Linked DNA regions of Mus musculus: region 2 is linked to region 1. A link is a loop called in an ENCODE intact Hi-C map of the cell type or tissue named here. Cell type or tissue: gastrocnemius. All regions are shown on one strand.

The links. Peaks named below come from ENCODE experiments on the same cell type or tissue, not always from the same donor. Only the 100,000 strongest peaks of a DNase experiment are listed, where the experiment ranks them.
Region 2: a loop joins it to region 1, with 2.5 times the contacts of the local background. A loop is called at or near these places in 7 of 42 quality-filtered maps.

What each region holds. Positions count from the first base shown.
Region 1 is chr8:118,283,235-118,291,234 of GRCm38, forward strand. Cdh13 (cadherin 13) reads left to right here and starts at 377. Exons shown (of 14, transcript NM_019707.5): 1 at 377-664. The coding sequence starts at 620. All of the region lies in intron 2 of Gm51555 (a long non-coding RNA gene), which reads right to left. In gastrocnemius, CTCF peaks have their summits at 4,421 (motif pointing right), 5,524 and 6,476; DNase peaks (open chromatin) are centred at 544, 1,236, 2,699, 3,326 and 3 more places; H3K4me3 peaks cover 5,322 bases; H3K27ac peaks cover 8,000 bases.
Region 2 is chr8:118,401,209-118,409,208 of GRCm38, forward strand. All of the region lies in intron 1 of Cdh13 (cadherin 13), which reads left to right. Among named protein-coding and RNA genes, the nearest start is that of Gm24035, 21 kb to the right of the region's middle. In gastrocnemius, no CTCF peak of the experiment used is centred here; no DNase peak of the experiment used is centred here; H3K27ac peaks cover 3,792 bases.

The DNA.
Region 1 (8,000 bases):
ACCGGTGGCTGAGCCACTTTGGGGGCCGATGGGGGCGGGGGGGGGGTGAGGGGGAGAGGGCGAACGAAAAACAAAGCCAAAGAAATCTACCAGCAAGACTCTTAGGGCATAGAGGGCTGCGGCTGCGGGGGTCATTTTATGTGATTTATTGGGAATAAAGTGGATCTTATTAACATTTTAATAAAGAGAATCTTTTTTCGCAATGTGTTAGAAGTGGCTGCCGGTCCCGGGTGCAATTCCAGTTCCTAGGGAAAGTGGAATCAGTTGGCATTGCCCAGCCTGATTTGTGAGGCTGGGCACCAGGAGTCAAAAAAAAAAAAAAAAAAAAAGCCAACGTGCCGCCTCCTTGCTCGGAGGGGGCTCTCCCTGCGAGGTGCTCGCCCCTATCTGCCATGCAAAACGAGGGAGCGTTATGAAGGAATCCGTCTTGTAAAGCCATTGGTCCTGGTCATCAGCCGCTACCCAATGCTTTCGCGATGCTGCCGCTGATCTATTTGGGAAGTTGGCTGGCTGGCGAGGCAGAGCCTCTCCTCAAAGGCTGGCTCCCACGGAAAATATGCTCAGTGCAGCCGCGTGTGTGAATGCAAACGCCGCCAGGCGCTTCTTCTAGTCGGGCAAGATGCAGCCGAGAACTCCGCTCACCCTGTGCGTCCTGCTGTCCCAGGTAGGGAATGTGAGCCGCAGTCAGCGCGCTCCCACCAGCTTTCTGCATTCAGATCGCCCTGCTTGGTGATGGCCAGAAGCAATCGGAGGGACGCGGGGCTTCTGCTAGCCGCCGTGCAGATATACCCGGCTAGCTCAGATGCGAGGTCACCCTCAGCTCCGATCCTAGAGGAGCCTGGCTCCTCTTGCCGGCTAGTGTGTGTGTGTGTGTGTGTGTGTGTGTGTGTGTGTGTGTGCGCGTGTAAGCTCATTCTAGGGAAGACAGAGCCTTTTTGCAAGCAAAGCGACATCCTGGCTGACATCAAGTAGGGTAACTTTGGTTCGCCTCCTCCCGAGGTTCGTGCATCGGATACACACTCCTTTCGAGGCGACTCCTAGGGATTGTGCTTGCCCCGTAGCCCAGTGCCTTAGCCGGGAGGAGGGGGGGCGGGAAGAGCCATTCGGTTCAGCCGGCAGCCGGGCTGGGAGAGGCCGGAGCTGGCATCACTGACTTCCCGGGGCGCTCGTCCTCTCTTCGCCCAGCTCGGCTGGCGAGCTGCAAGGCGCCTCCCGCCAGCGGATCTCCGCAGCCCGGCTGCTGCTGTCTTTCAAAGCAAGGCGCCCGCCGCTCCGGCTTTGGGGTCTTCCGGCTCTCCAGCTCCGGGCTGAAAGGGGCCTGAGCACGATCCCCGGTCTCCTCTGCATAGCGCAGGCCCACTACCCCCAGCCCCTTGGGCCCCCATTGTCCAGACAGCTGGAGCTCCTGCCCGAGCCCAGGCTGCAGCCTCTGTTGTCTTCCCCGGGCGGGCGGGTGGCGCTGAGCACAAGGAAAAGTTCAAGCCTCCTCACCAGGCTGCAGCTGCCTGGCAGATAACCCTCCAGATCCTTGCGGTGCCAGGGCAAGGTTGGGAGAGCAGGAGAGGCATGTTGGGGCTCTCCTCAGCCCGGCTGAAGCTCGGAGATCCCTGGAAGTTTGGGTGTAGGAAAGCAACACTTAGGGGACAGGCCAGAGGCACTGGAGGCTGAGGAGGCACGCCCAGTCCTCCTCTAAGGACTGAAGCTCCAGGAAGCATGCTGGCATACTGGCTCGGTCCCTCCTTGTCCTTTTAGGCAGCCTCTGGGAACTAGAACTGGCAGTCTACAAGTGGGTAGTTGCAGAAGTGCAGGGCCATGCAGAGAGAATGGGGGGGGGGGGTGCGGGAATGCCTGAGGCATGGGTGTTGAGTTTTCTGGGCAGGATTCTTGGGTTCCAGTGGAAGAGGCACGGGGTTGTACATGAAGTGGGAAACTGGAGATGAAGTCAGGGTTCGGTAGGAAGCCTTCTAAGGGGAGATGGCTGCTGGAGAGGAGCTGGCACCCCAGAAATGCAATGACCATAGAAATGACCCAAGGGTGTGTGTGTGAGTGTGTGACCCTGCCAGGACCCTGGGTGACAGAGTAGTAAGATGCTTTCTGCTGGGCAGGCTCTCCTGTCCTGAGTTCTGACATCTCTGTCAGTGGACACACAGTCCTGGGGCACACACAGTTGTTGCTCTTTTCTATTAGAGGTTTTCTAGCTGATTCTCTAGGGCCCTGCTATGGATCCCATCGTTGCTTTGGAAGCAGCTCCCCACCTCTCCAGGGCTCTAACTATCCCTAAGGCAGAGAAGGTTGTGTGCCTCCTAATTTCGCAAGGTGGGGCAGAGCACACCTGGGTAGAAAGATCCAGACAGATCCTTCCTGTCCTCTAATGCTAGTAGACCCACCATGGGCAAAGCTGAGCTTTCAGGCTCTCCACAGTAGAAGAATCTATTACCATCATCAACCCTGGACCTGCTGGGTGAACAAGGCAGCGTGCAACAGGCAGCCCTAGGCAGTGGATTTCACAAGTCCCGCCTCTCTGGGAGCGGTTGGCATCTGGGGCATGGACTCCTGCCTTACCCGGGACTTTTCTAGTTCTCCTGTCTTAGTATGTATTAGGTTCCAGGGCTCATGCAAACTGATGCTTATCTATGGGCACAGCAGACTGGGGGTGGAGGTGGGGGAGCTCCGGGGAGCCTGCCAGGGGCCTAGGGGCTTCCTATGGGGCACCTCTGCAGAGCAACAGGGGTGTCTTCTTCTCCCGCAGGGCCGGCTGGCAAAGGTGGCTTTAAAAGCCCACTCAGTTGCTTCTGAACTGTAAATAAATGGCCAGCCCTGGGGGGTTTTAGCTCTCACTTTGATTGTCTTGCATAATCAGAGCGCTCATCTGCATGAAGATAGTGACTGCTGTTCTCTGGGCTGAAGCACCTGGAGGGGAAATAGTCTCCACCCCATGCAAGGTGCAGCGGAGTTCACCAACAACAGGCTTAAACGCAGGGGGTTGGAGGCTTGGGTCTTTGTGCCTCCAAGAAAAATGAACATATGTGTGTGTGTGGTGGTGGTGGTGGGGTGTCTCAGTGCCTTTGAGTCAACAAGCCCAACCCAAACTTTCCTGAGGCAGAAAGGAAACAGAGGAATGACAAAAACAATGTGAAAAAGTGAATTACTCACTGCCCTGCAGAGCTAGGGCAAGCCTGTGTGTGTTTTTCCATGCAGTCAAACATAAAGCAGGCACTGGGCCCAGCTTGGAAGCTATCAGTCTCTGGCTGCTCATTGGCAGACTTGCCACCTTCCACATTTGCATGCATTGGGGGTGAGGTGGGCTGGGGGGGGGGGGCGCGGTTCTAAACAATAAGGACTAGAAGACCTTTTTTCTCACCCCCACCCCGGGTGTTCTGGGAAAACCTGTCCCGGAAGCAGCAGCTGGAATTTGGCCACTGACCCAAAGGAGCAGAAGTGTGAGTTAGAAATTCCACTGTGGTAGGGATTGCCCACTCCTGGGAGGCAGCACTTCCACCCAGCCCAGCTTCGCACAATGCATGAGCAATCCCCCAAGAATTAACTTCTAGGGAGTGGCTCAGGTCTTGAGACTGTCCCTCCATGTGTTCCCGAGAAGTATTCCCTGGGATTCTGTGGCTCTGGCTTGAAGTGGGAAAGTTCTCCCCGAGAGAGAGTGAGAGTCTGGCATTTCAGGACTTTAAGTGAGTCTCCACAACTTCTCATGTGGCCGCCACTCTGCCCATTCTATTTTAAGAGCCTGGTTCATGTGCAAAGCCTTTCCGATGAGGGCAGGGACTCAGAGCCTGAGAGGGCACCTCCAGCCTGTGGCTCCTGCTTAAGGCAGCCTGCACTGTTCAAAAGTTCTAGGGGACCAAGGATTTAAAGTGGTAAAAGTTCACATGTCTAAACACTCTTATAAATATTTTTAGCAAACCCCAAAATAGTTTTAATACACCGCCAGGCTGAGTAAGTGACCTGGATTTATGTAACTCCAGCATGTTACTGGAAGCCTCAAAGGTCTTCTTAGCAGATCTTCCTCTTCTACCTCCTCTCTTCTAGAAGAGAAGATCCTCTGTGTGTTAAAGTAAAATCACCCATCCTCCCCCACCCTCCAAGAAAATTATACCCAGCCATGGTACTATCTTCAGGAACTAGGACTTGGCTATGACAATCAGCTATGACAATCACTTGGTCACCTGAAGTTAACTCTCTGGATGAAGGGAGCGCTCATGTCTTCAAAACCTTATCTTTCCTTGCTGTCTAGAAGTACAGCTACCCTAGGAGCCCAGGTAACTCCTGTTTTGTGGAAGCCAAAGCTGCCCTTTCCATCCCTCCCTGGCTGACAGGCACATTATCCTAACAGCCAAAAATCGGTCAGCGGTTGCGTGTGTGCGCACACATGCCCATCTTTGTGTGGTTTGATCTTGTTTTGTACCTGGTGAAATTTTTCTCCAGAAGGGGGCTCCATCCACAGCCTTACAAAATCCCGAGCCTGCAGTTCTCGGTCTGGAGAATTCCTGTGAAGCAAAGCGGGTCCTTCAGAAGGAAAGTCTCTTTCTTCGAGATTTTCTGCTACAGGCTGTCCTGGATGGGAGGTTCTGTCATTCCCCATTGAGCTGTTCATCCTTCTCTCTTCCCTTCTTCTCGTTGCTGTGGTCCCTGTTCTATCTTCACTCCTCCATCCTTCCTTCCCTAGAAAGGCGAAGGCAGGAGTGATTTTCAAAGGGCTTTGCAGACAACGCAGTCTGGACTATAATGAAGTTTGGACATGTCCTGGCCTTTTGATTTTGGTTGGATCTGGCTTTGTTCTTCAGGCAGCAGAAGCAGAAACCATTCCGTCTGGGAAAGAAGATAATTTTTCCCCCCAAGACACACCATCCAGAAGAGTGAATCCCCCAGTCTCAGCTTGTGCCCCAGCACCTCCTGAAAAGGAGAGGGAAATATTCGTCTGTCATCCAATCACAATGACCAGTCTGGTAGAATCAAGTCAAGTAGCCAGAGGCTTGGGCCCTCCTTCCATTTAGCTGTCAGCAAGGTGTCCAGACGCCTTGGAGAATCTGGCCTCCTGAGGGATGCTGCCAACACAATTCTCCAGGGCTCGTCTCCTCTGCCACCACAGATGTGGGATGGTGGCTGTATCCTCGGGTTAAAAGTGAGAGTCCTCCTTCTCTCTTGGGTTAAGACTGGCATCTGAGACATCTCCCCACCTAGGCAGAGCCCAGAGGGGGAGGTGGATTGGGTGATTAGCAGACTGGAGCTCCTGCCATCTGCTTGCTGGGATGTGTCCCAACGCTTCTGCTCTGGCTTCTGGACAGGGCTTGCAGACTGGCAGCCCCTGGTCTGCTTGAACCAATGGGTGGGGGTGGGGGGGAGAGGACAACTGGTGCCCATTTTTTTTTTTAAATTCATGACATCAATATCTTTGAAAGATGCTTCAGGTTCCCTGCATTTCTTGAAAACTCGGCGGCCCTTGCTATTTATTTAAGCTCTCTTTCTAAGTGGTGCTGGTTGGCAGGAGCTGAGCCACTACTGCCCCTTCAGGACAGAACCTACTTTGCATTTGGTCAGAAAACTCCCCAGCCCCTCCCCGAAGCACAGCACCCACTGTAGGAATTCCACGCCCTTGAACCCATCACTGAATGACTCTGTTCTCATAAACTGAGGCTCAATCCAATCAACATGGATAACTTCTTAGTGATATGTTACTTTAAAAGGAAGTTGCATGGGCATGGGGTATTGGCCCTGTGGGTAAGAGTGTTTGTTGTACAAACATCAGGACTTGGGTTTAAAAATCCCCCCAAAACCAATGTGTCTGAAACCCCGGCGCCATGACAGACGGAGACAGAAGGATCACTAGGGCTTGGTGGCCACCAGTCCACCTTCAGATTCAGTGAGAAAACCTGCCTCAAGGGAACACGACAGGGAGTGGTGGAGCAGTCGTGTAGACTCTGAACAAGTGCACACAAGTGTATGCACTCCCTGACCCCACATGTGCACACACACCACACATTCACATAGTAATAGTGGCACACAGTAATGAAGGTGATGAAAGGGAGGAGCAGGTGGCTTTTGGATCCCTATGATGAAATACACAGATGTGGCTGTGGGTGCACCAAGGCTGCCCCTCCTCCCCCAGAAAATTATTATCAGAGCTCTTGGGGATTAACAGTACCCAGACTGGAGGCTCCACTCACAGTAATGACATGTAGACCTGCAGCGTCCCTGCAGCGCTGAGTCACTGTGAAGCCTGGTATGTTAGAGATATGATATGTGACCTGTGATATGTTACACCCTCCACATCCCCATGTTTCAGGAGCGGGGGTGTGGGGGGGGGCGCAGGAACGGGTAGCTGAGAAATCACATTCTCAATTGCAAATACGAAGCAGAGAACAAACTGGAAGTGAGGCAAGGCTATGAACCCAAAGCCTGCCCCCTCCCCTCCCCCCCTCCCAGTGATAGACTTCTTCAGCAAGGGTACATCAGCTCCCCAGATGGCGCCACTGAGTGGGATCCAAGTGTTCAACACCTGAGCCAATGGAGAGTATTTCTCATTCAAACCTCCACACTGCTGGTGATGGTTCGCATCTGTCTTGAACATTTGGTTCTCACTGTGGTCCTGAATGCAGTACCAGTGCTGTAGATGTTCTCTGGCTCCACAAACATTACAGTAACCTGTGTGTCTCGTCCCATTGTATTGAGCAGGCCTCTGAGGACTCTTTGCCATAGTTACAACCCCCACCCCCCACTCCCAAGGGAGGGTAAAAATAACTATACAATCCAGAAGTCAAGTGATTTTTTTTTTCCCACTGCCAGCCAAAGTCAAGTTCTTGAAAATTAACATTAGCAACAGGCACGTTTTGGCATGTCACATCTAACTTCAAAGACACCACCCAGTGTCACCCATCTTCTGTAGAGGCACAAAGACCCCGTGTCTCCCAGATGAATACAAGCTGGGCTGGGTGGAGGGCGGAAGCATTGACACATGCCCAGGGAGGGCCAGAAGTGAGCTCATCTTCCTGCAGAGCCTGGAGACCTGCAAGGGAATGTGGCAGCCATCATCCCTGTCTCTGGTCCCCGTGGGCTGTTGCCTCGCTTCCAGGTGGAGGAATACCATTTGTGTTGTGTGATCCAGGACAGAGATGGCGGCTGTGTCCTCCTGGGGCATGTGCTTCAGAATTGGGGTAGGATCCATAGCTGGGCTGGGCAGGACAGGCTCACCCTCAACTGCCAGGAGCTGTAGGCATTTGGGGACATCTGACTCAGAGGTGACAAGTTATAGCCTGTGGGCTGGTTCCTGCCTGAAGCTCGTTCTTATAAATAGTTTTCTTGGACTGAAGCCACCCCTCTTTTGTTTATAGCATTGTTACTGGCTGCTTTGTGCTTGAACAACAGAGTCAGAGCTGCCTGGCCTTCAATGCCGTCTGTCTCTTTGCAGAAAAGTCGGCTGGCCCTTGGTTCAAGTCAAAACTGCAGGCAAAGTAGGTGCATAGAGACTTTTCAAAGGGGTGTGGTGAGGGACTCTCCCTCTCAGGCCTCAGGACTGAAATAAGTTGCTCGCAGGAGAATTCACTTTGGACCAGTAGGCCTGCAGATATCTAGGATTTCTGTGGCAGTCAACTGTGTTTCATATAAGAGTGTGGTGTCTTAGGGTCCTGCTGCTAATATGGCCGATTCAGTTTCTGTTCTCTTGGGGGCTCTGCTTGGCAGGGGGGAATCAATATCAATTAATGAATAATTTAAAAGCAAGACAACCACCGCGGAGGAAGGCAACACAGTGGTGTGAGGTTGAACCACCATGCACACCGCTAACTGAAATTATCCACCCCGTGATGGCACATATTGCTGTCATCTGATTCATCCAAGTCTGTATTCCTGTGGATCACAACAGTACCTGGCACAGCGTAGGCATCCAGCAAACATGAATGGATGAACAGATGGATAATAGAAGTCAGGAAGGCATCAGACCCAGATACAAGGTCTAGGAGACTTCTCTGACAGCCTTGTGATGGAGCGCAAAG
Region 2 (8,000 bases), 120 kb after region 1:
AGAGCATAAAAACTAGAGGACTGTATTCTATTAGTGTTTTGCTCTCTGTGGATGGGCACAGAACTGTTGTCAGTACCGAACAAAGTCCATGGCGACTCCCCTGCCTCATACCAGATTTACATTTCATGTTCAACAAGAACCTTCCATGTCTGCCTCTGCCCCAGAGCCCTCACACATAAATGTTAACATCCCATGGTTCTCCTGGGTGATCAGTCTCAAACAGAAACAGATCTGCATTAATAATCATCATTGAATAAATGAATACAGGATTGTGGAGTGACAGACCAAATGAATACCACGAGGGAATGTCACTGTTTGGAGTTCGTCTTGGGGCCTGAACTTTTAGGCAGTAGATATCTGTTGCTCTGTCAATGACAGCACCTGTAGCATCTCTCCATTTGCTGGAGATGGAGTAAGTCCCCTGTGAGAGGTGACACAGAAGTACCATTCCACTAACTCTGAGATTTATCTAGCAGAGACTGGTTTCTGCACAACGGGAGACAGTGGGGTGTTCTCTCTCCAGGGCAGCTGGATCAATATCTTTATAGCAAAGCTTATTTATTAATTTATTCAGATTTCTAAGCAGCTCTATCCCTTGTGATGACACAGCTGAATGCCAAGCAGCTGCCCACAGGCCTCTGCAAGCCAGGCTTCTGATGACAATCTCTAAAAGCCAACTCATTTAGCGTACTTCCTTTTATTATTAATAATAATAAACCCCAAACCTCAACTAGCGCTTGTCACAGAGTGCACAGGAGGGTTTTTTGGGTTCATTATTGAGTTTCTATAATTGAAATGACATTTTGGGAGAGTAATCATGTGTTTTAATGGAAACTCAAGCAAGGCAGTTTCAAAGTTCTTTTTAATATAACCATAAAAAATAGACTTGTTGAAAGAGAGGCAGGGGACTAAAACAGGGGGGGGGGGCAGAGAGACTTGGTGATAACCTGGTAAATATTCTCTTTGCTGGATTTAACCAAATCCAGCTGGTTGCAGCAATTGGTAGTCAGCTGTGTGTTGCAGCCCAAACCCATTTTTCTTTCCTCTCTGCTGCTGACATATGACCAGCAAGGCCCATATGGGATGCAAACCCTGTTCTCAACCCCACATAATACTCACAGACACAGAGCATTCCATATGTCCTCTGACCTCCTCATTTTATGTTCTATATATGAGAATAAAGAATGCTATTAAAGTTGGTTATGATGAAAATAGAGAAGAGGCACACAATATTAGTCTGGAGTCCCTAAGGAGGTAATGTCATTCAAACATTATATCTTCCTATAACTGTTTTCATGGGTTGCTTTTTCATTGTGTGAATTTTTTTCTGAAAAAAATTTAAGACTTCAAGTTTAGAATTGTCACTTAAATTACCTTGTTCTTATCCTCTTATTTCTTCCATTTTTCATTTGGGCCCATTGCCTGTGCACCCATCCACTCATCCATCTATCCATCCATCCATTTATTTATTTTCCTGACATTTGCCGATGATTAAGGTGAATAAAGTCTCTAACTTCAAGTTGTGGGGCAAAGCTGAACCAAACTAAAATGAGATGTTGCTGGAATCCCTTGCAGCTAGACTGACCATTAGGGGCTATTTATGTTGCAGAAGGTCATTAGATAGGTAGATGTTTGCTCTGATTGTATGCCTTGTTAAATATTTTACAAACTTAAATTGTGCCCAGGCTGCAGCAGTGATATGAGCACAGTGAAGAGAATGTGAACACTGAAGCTTGGAGAAAGCTCAAGTGACTTTGCAAGTTTGGTGGCTTCTACCTTATATGGAAGTTACATGGCTGAGGGTTCTATCTGGAGAGAACAGAGCTCTTTGGGTGAGGACTGCAAACAGAGGAAGACATGGTGTTTTCAAAGTAGGAAGCTCACTTCACAGTGTTTGATGGGAGAGGACTATTAGGAGAAAATCAGGAAGAGGTAGCTTGTGAGAATGGATTGTTTGCATTTGTTGGTAAGAGCGCTTGGTCAAGAGCCCATTTGTTAAGTAAATGGTTATTGGCCATAAATTAGGAGTAGTCAAAAAGTGTGGAGAAGGACAAAGAGCAGGGCAGTGCTCCCAAGAAGAGAATGTGAATACTGATGCCCTCCTGGCAGGGGAGGATTTGGTCCAAGTTTGGACAGCTGTGGTCATAGCAACAGAATCATTTGTTCAGTTCTTAGCACAAAGCAAGTGCTGCATTATAGGTTCTCACAGGTTGACTTCTCCTTTAGAATATCTGCCAACTCAGGAGGATTGGCTAGTTCAACAGTTTCCTTAGCCTCTGTCTGCCCCACTTTCCTCTTCTAAGAAATGGGAATCATATAAACTGAGACAATGTGTTTTTGTATTTAGCACTGTGTCAGGCAGACAGCAGAAGGGTGATGTATGAGCCGATCACTACACACAGTTCTTCTTCTCCCACTGACAGTCTAAGAAACAGACACCCAGGAGAACCAAGGATGGGGGCGGGGTGAAGCATTCCTATCTCAGATCCACCTTTCCCCAACAGAATGCTCAACTTTTGACGTTTCCTTCTTCTTTGTCTGGAAAATTCTTACTCATCCATCAGAACCCATGGGACATCACTGCACCTCCTTCAACCCACGCCCAAATATACATTGTTCTACCCTTGCTTTCCACGAATCTTGTGGGGTCCTACAGTGGTCAGATCACAGCACTGATTGATTGTCACACACCTCTCTCTTATATGTGTATTCATGTGTGTGCACCCCATGTGAGGTCATAGGTCATTCTCTGTGTGGGTTCCTCCGGTACTTTCTACCTTCACATTTGAAATAGAGGTCTCTTAGTTGCCTGGAACTTGCCAACTATGTTTGCCAGACTGGCCAGTGAGCACTAGTGCTTTACTTGTTTCTGACTCCTCACTGTTAGGGTAACAAGCACACAGCAGTATGACTATCTTCCATATGTTGGTTCTGGGAATTGAACTCAGGTCCCCATGCTCACTTGACAAGCACGTCACCAGTGGATCCATCTCCCCAGACCCCTGGGTCTGTCATCCTACTTCGAAATGATGTCCCTAAAGTGGCAACTACTTTACAGCCCTGGCTCTTTGTGGTTGACTTTAAATAGGCATTTTGTGGGCACTTTGAATAAATGACCAAAACCCTATTTAAATCTGAGCAGTTTGCTTGATATTTGAAGTTTCCACTCTAATTCAAAACCCAGAGACAGCTGCTGTGAGCTTCCAGGTTTTTCAAAGGAAGCTTAGCCTGGGGACTGGTCTGTTTTCACTTGCCCTGAAGGAAGGCTTAGAGAGCTAGCTCTCAAAGAATTATGTCAACATTGAATTGCAAGCAATAGCTACCCTACCTAGAGGGCTTCCAGAACAGCTTGGGGGTGGGTTTAAAGCTCAACTTTCAGGTGATTGATGGGGTGGGAGAACGTTGACCGATGCTGGTGGGAAGTACATGTTTTGCTAATAATGCTGTAACTTTTTAAAATGCCACTGGCAAGTCATTGTGGGCCAGCCTTCTAGCCTGGAAGGAGTGGTGTCACACCTTGAGTGCTCACACCAAAACCCAAGAAAGGAAAAGCCAGAACTATGAGCAGCTAAGAGTCTGATGGGTGCTAAGACACTGAACTTGGTACTTGGTGCACCAGAGACCTCTTTTTTGTGCTTAGCAGAAAAGGGTTTGTCTGCAGCTGGGGACCTAATAGCAGAAGATGTTGCCAATCCTGGGGACTTGATAAACACTCTGATATGGGTCAGTTGGGCTCTTCTGGGGCAAGCAAATGGGACATACTTGATTGAGTCAGAGTAACAGGCATTGGATATGTAAGGGTGACGGCAATCCCAGAAAACTTGAAACCGCTGGCTCCTGCACATCCAGACATGAGTGAGTGGATGAGTAGTGTGGAGAATTTAGGTCATGCTGAGGGAATGGGGTTTGATGTCCCTCAGTCCTGTGGACACTTGGCAGTGTCTCTCTCTGCTCTGCCTACCTCCTTTCTCAGCAAATAGAGCTTGTCAAGTACCTAGCAGACCAGTCCAGGGAACGGGGAGGTTAAAGGTGCCCCTAGACTCTTGGAAAACGTTCAATAAATGCATCCCTCACCCCTCAGCACCCTGTGGAACCATTTTACATCAAATCCCTCCTGGTTTCTTCGAGCCAACTCTTCAAAGCTGAGCCCTAGATATCTGTAGCATGGAGCTGCTCATTAATGTCTGCCCATGCTTGTATCTCCCTCCCCTGCCTCATTTTCCCATATATTTACTGGGATAAAGTCGTAAATACATTATGTGTGGCCGGCTCTTTGTGTCGGGTTCTGCTTTGGGGTAAACCTTAATTGAGGCAGTCAAGTATTATTAGTCTTCTTAGTCAGATCATGAAGCCATGTGTTAGCATCTTCATCCACACAGGGTCTTTAAAACAAAAAGGTTCAAAGGTCATAGATTCAGTAGGGAATGTCATGGTATGAATATACTTGGTTGTTTTTTTTTTTCTAATAGAATGTTCCAGATGCTGTGTTTTGTTCTATCTAGAAGCAGAGATGGCAGGAAAGAAGCACCATCCTGACCCAACATTAAATATTCAAACCCTACAGGAGCGAGAGAGGCAGCTTAGTGGTTAAGAACAGTTTCGTTGTTCATATAGAGGACCTGAGTTCAAGTCCCTGCACCACCGTAGCTACTTAGTACCTCCACTACAGAGTTTCTGACACCCTTTCCTTTCTTCCACGGGCATTTCACAAGTGTGGAGTACAGATATACATGCAGGAAAGACAGACAGACAGACAGACATATAAATAAAAGTAAGTAAATCTTTAGAACATCATGTCTTTCCAAATGAGCCAATTAAAACCAACCAACCAACCAACCAACCAACCAACAGCAATGCCTGGCCAGCCTTTTCAGTTTATTAAACTGCAGCTCTGATAATGTCCCCAAATAACAATGATACTTACTATGGCAGTTATGATTTGGTATGATCACTTGGTTTCAAACTTGCGAAGATCAGGAGAATTCTACCTTAATCTAGTATTTTAAAATACGAAAACAAAAACAAACCTAACAAACAAAAAACGAAATTTTGCTCATACCGTCTACTGGACACTGTACTTTCCCAGGTCACAGACATTTTCAATGGCTTTTACTTCGCTGTTGCTCCAAGCAGAGCAGCATTAGATGTCAGTTAGACACAAGCACCCAGGTCATGACTGGCTTTCTGGATGTCTAGTCACAGCTGTGGTGATGCCGCACACTTAGACACAATGAGGTGTTTCTTTTGGTCTTCTGTTCAAGCCGTCATCAGAGAAGTGAGTGTTGGATTTTTCTCTTCGGTTGGGTGGTAGGTGGAGACACTGAGTTCAGGGAATGGGCATACTATGATCTGGGCTACAGTCAGTTGACTCCATTGTTTATGATTTGGTAAGGGTGTAGAGCGAGTGAAACATTTAGACTGTTGTTACTAAAAGGTTACTGCAGCCCTTTGATGTAAGTGATTCATAGGCCGGACTTCTTAGGGAAGGGTTTCCAGTTCTCTGATATGGATTAAGTGTCTACCTGTGGAAGTCTGCTCGTGGCTAGTCAGCAAAGAGAAACAGGAAAGGGCTGGGGCCAAATACATCCTTTAAGACCATGCTCTGCCACAATCAAACATTGGATGGAGCTTGGAGACTCTTATGGAAGAATAGGAGGAAAGATTGTGGCCCCTAGGGGGATAGAAACTCCACAGGAAGACCAACAGAGTCAACTAACCTGAACCCTTGGGGGCTCTAGAGTCTGAACAATCAACCAAAGAACATACATGGGCTGGACCTAGGCTTTCCTGTTCATATGTAATAGATGTGCAGCTTGTTATTCATCTGGGTCCCAAACAACTGGAATGGGAGCTATACCAAAAGCTGTTGCCTGTATGTGGAATATGTTGTAGCTGGGCTGCCTTGTCTGGCCTCAGTGGGAGAGGAAGCACTTAGGTTTGCAGAGACTTGATATGCTAGGGTTGGGGGACACTGGCGGGGGAGGGGTCCACCTGCTCAGAGTAGAGGGGGAGCAAGGATGGGGGAAGGATTGTGAGAGGAGATGACTGGGAGTGGGGGGGCAGTAGGTAAAGTGAATAAGTTAAAATATTTTAAAAAAGAAAAATAAAAGAAAAAAAAGATTTAAAAAAAAGTGTCTACCTGTGGCAGGACTTGAGAGCACTATGTCATTCCCAACGGTTCATTTCTCCTAAGGACGTTGGGGTGCCCAGCGTGTTCTGGATCTAGCCACGGCCTAACATTCCAAGGCAGCTCCGTGTGAGCAAGGACTTCTCATTCTTTCCACCCCAAGCAGCTGCTAAGTCTTGGTCCATTTCCTGAGGCCACTTGATCCCTTCACACAGCATCCTGTCAGGTACATGGTAGATGATTTACAGCAAAGGAGCCAGCCAGCCGGGAGCTGAAAAGCTTATGATCTAGATAGGATTAAAAGTCACACAAACACTTTAAAAACATATTCTTCCTTTGTCTCAGATCTCAACAACTTCCATTTGTTTAAGTTAGTGTTTTTCCAAGTTGTAAGGTCCCAGGCTTAATGGAGCATATTTGTGATGGGTGGAAAAAAAAAAAAAGAATGATTCAAAGCTATGAAATTGAAAGTGATGCCTAAAAAGGTTTTCTTTCTCCTGGCGTATGTGAATATGTCTAAGGTTTTTCATGACAGAAAAAAACAATATCAAAATATAATAGCCTCAGATAACAAGAAAAATGATTTCTGTTTATCCTGGGTTCTTGCAGGCAAAATGGACATGATGGCTCCTAAGGCTAAAGACAAAGAAAAATGACAGTTGAAGCCTTTAATGGATGGTGGATTCTGACAGCATCAAATACAGAGGGAAAAGAACTGAAATTAGGGTCTAGAATAGAGGAACCTGGCCACCAGGGGAATCCTGGGCTGGTGTGTTTCTCTTCTTGTCTCTGAGTGACTCACACTTAACCTTCCTCTGTATTACTCTTTGCTCCCATCCCCGATCCCAACTTCCAGTAACATGAAGAGGATGAGCGTGGTGGTGGTGGCCAGGATCCTCCTTGTTATCCCTAAATATTTTGGATCCCAAGGCTCCTGAGAGTTCAGGGCCATTGGAATGGATTAGCTCAATGTTGTTATGTGCATTTCATAAAATGAAAATTATTTAAGCTTGTACTTTCTGGCACAAAATATGCTCATGAATTTCGAAAATATTATCTCCTAATACACACAGTTCTCAAGCACAGAACCTAGCTGGAGCCACCACAAAGAATTAATAGAAAATATATGTGAGAGGATGCTATTTAATAAACCCTGGAGTCTTTAACTCTCAGGATTCAAGCCAACCTCAACTTTCTACTCATTAGCAGTCTGACTCTCCAGCTCTGATTCTTTCTCTCCATCTCTCCCAGATAGCTGCGCTCTTGGATAGGTTGCGTTGAAGTCCGTAGACCATTGCTAGACGTGGAGGAACGTAAAGGAGACACTTCCTGGAAGCCCCGAGCCATTACTTGGGTGCTGATAGCAAGGATAAGGTGTGCTAGAGGAGGGGGCTAGTTCTCTGTTTGCTTTGCATCCATTTGTCCATGTCTTTCGGATCAGCAGGCTCTTGGGAGCATCCTGGGTGGTTTGTCTGTTTATCCTTCATTATCCTGGTGATTGCTGTGGAGTGACTAAAAAAGCTTAATGAATTTTTAAGGAAAAATAGCGATCTCCTGTGTAGTTCTGGAGGTGCACAGACCTGTCTAGGGTTTCAGGTACAAGGCTTGGCATTTCCTGTACAATTGTGGGAAAGGCAGACCATTATCTCTCTCTGCAGATTTCGTTTAGACATATGATGCAGCTGCAGCTATACCCGCCTTCTCTCTAGTTCTAGAACATACCGGGTACCACAGGGCCTTTGCATGGGCTATTCTTATTGCTCAGAACTCATGCACTTTGTGCCTTAAATACCCCCCCGCCCCCCCGTGGCTTGTCACGACTTCTGACTGGAATCTGATCACACATCATTTTCCACAGACAGCACCCAGTATC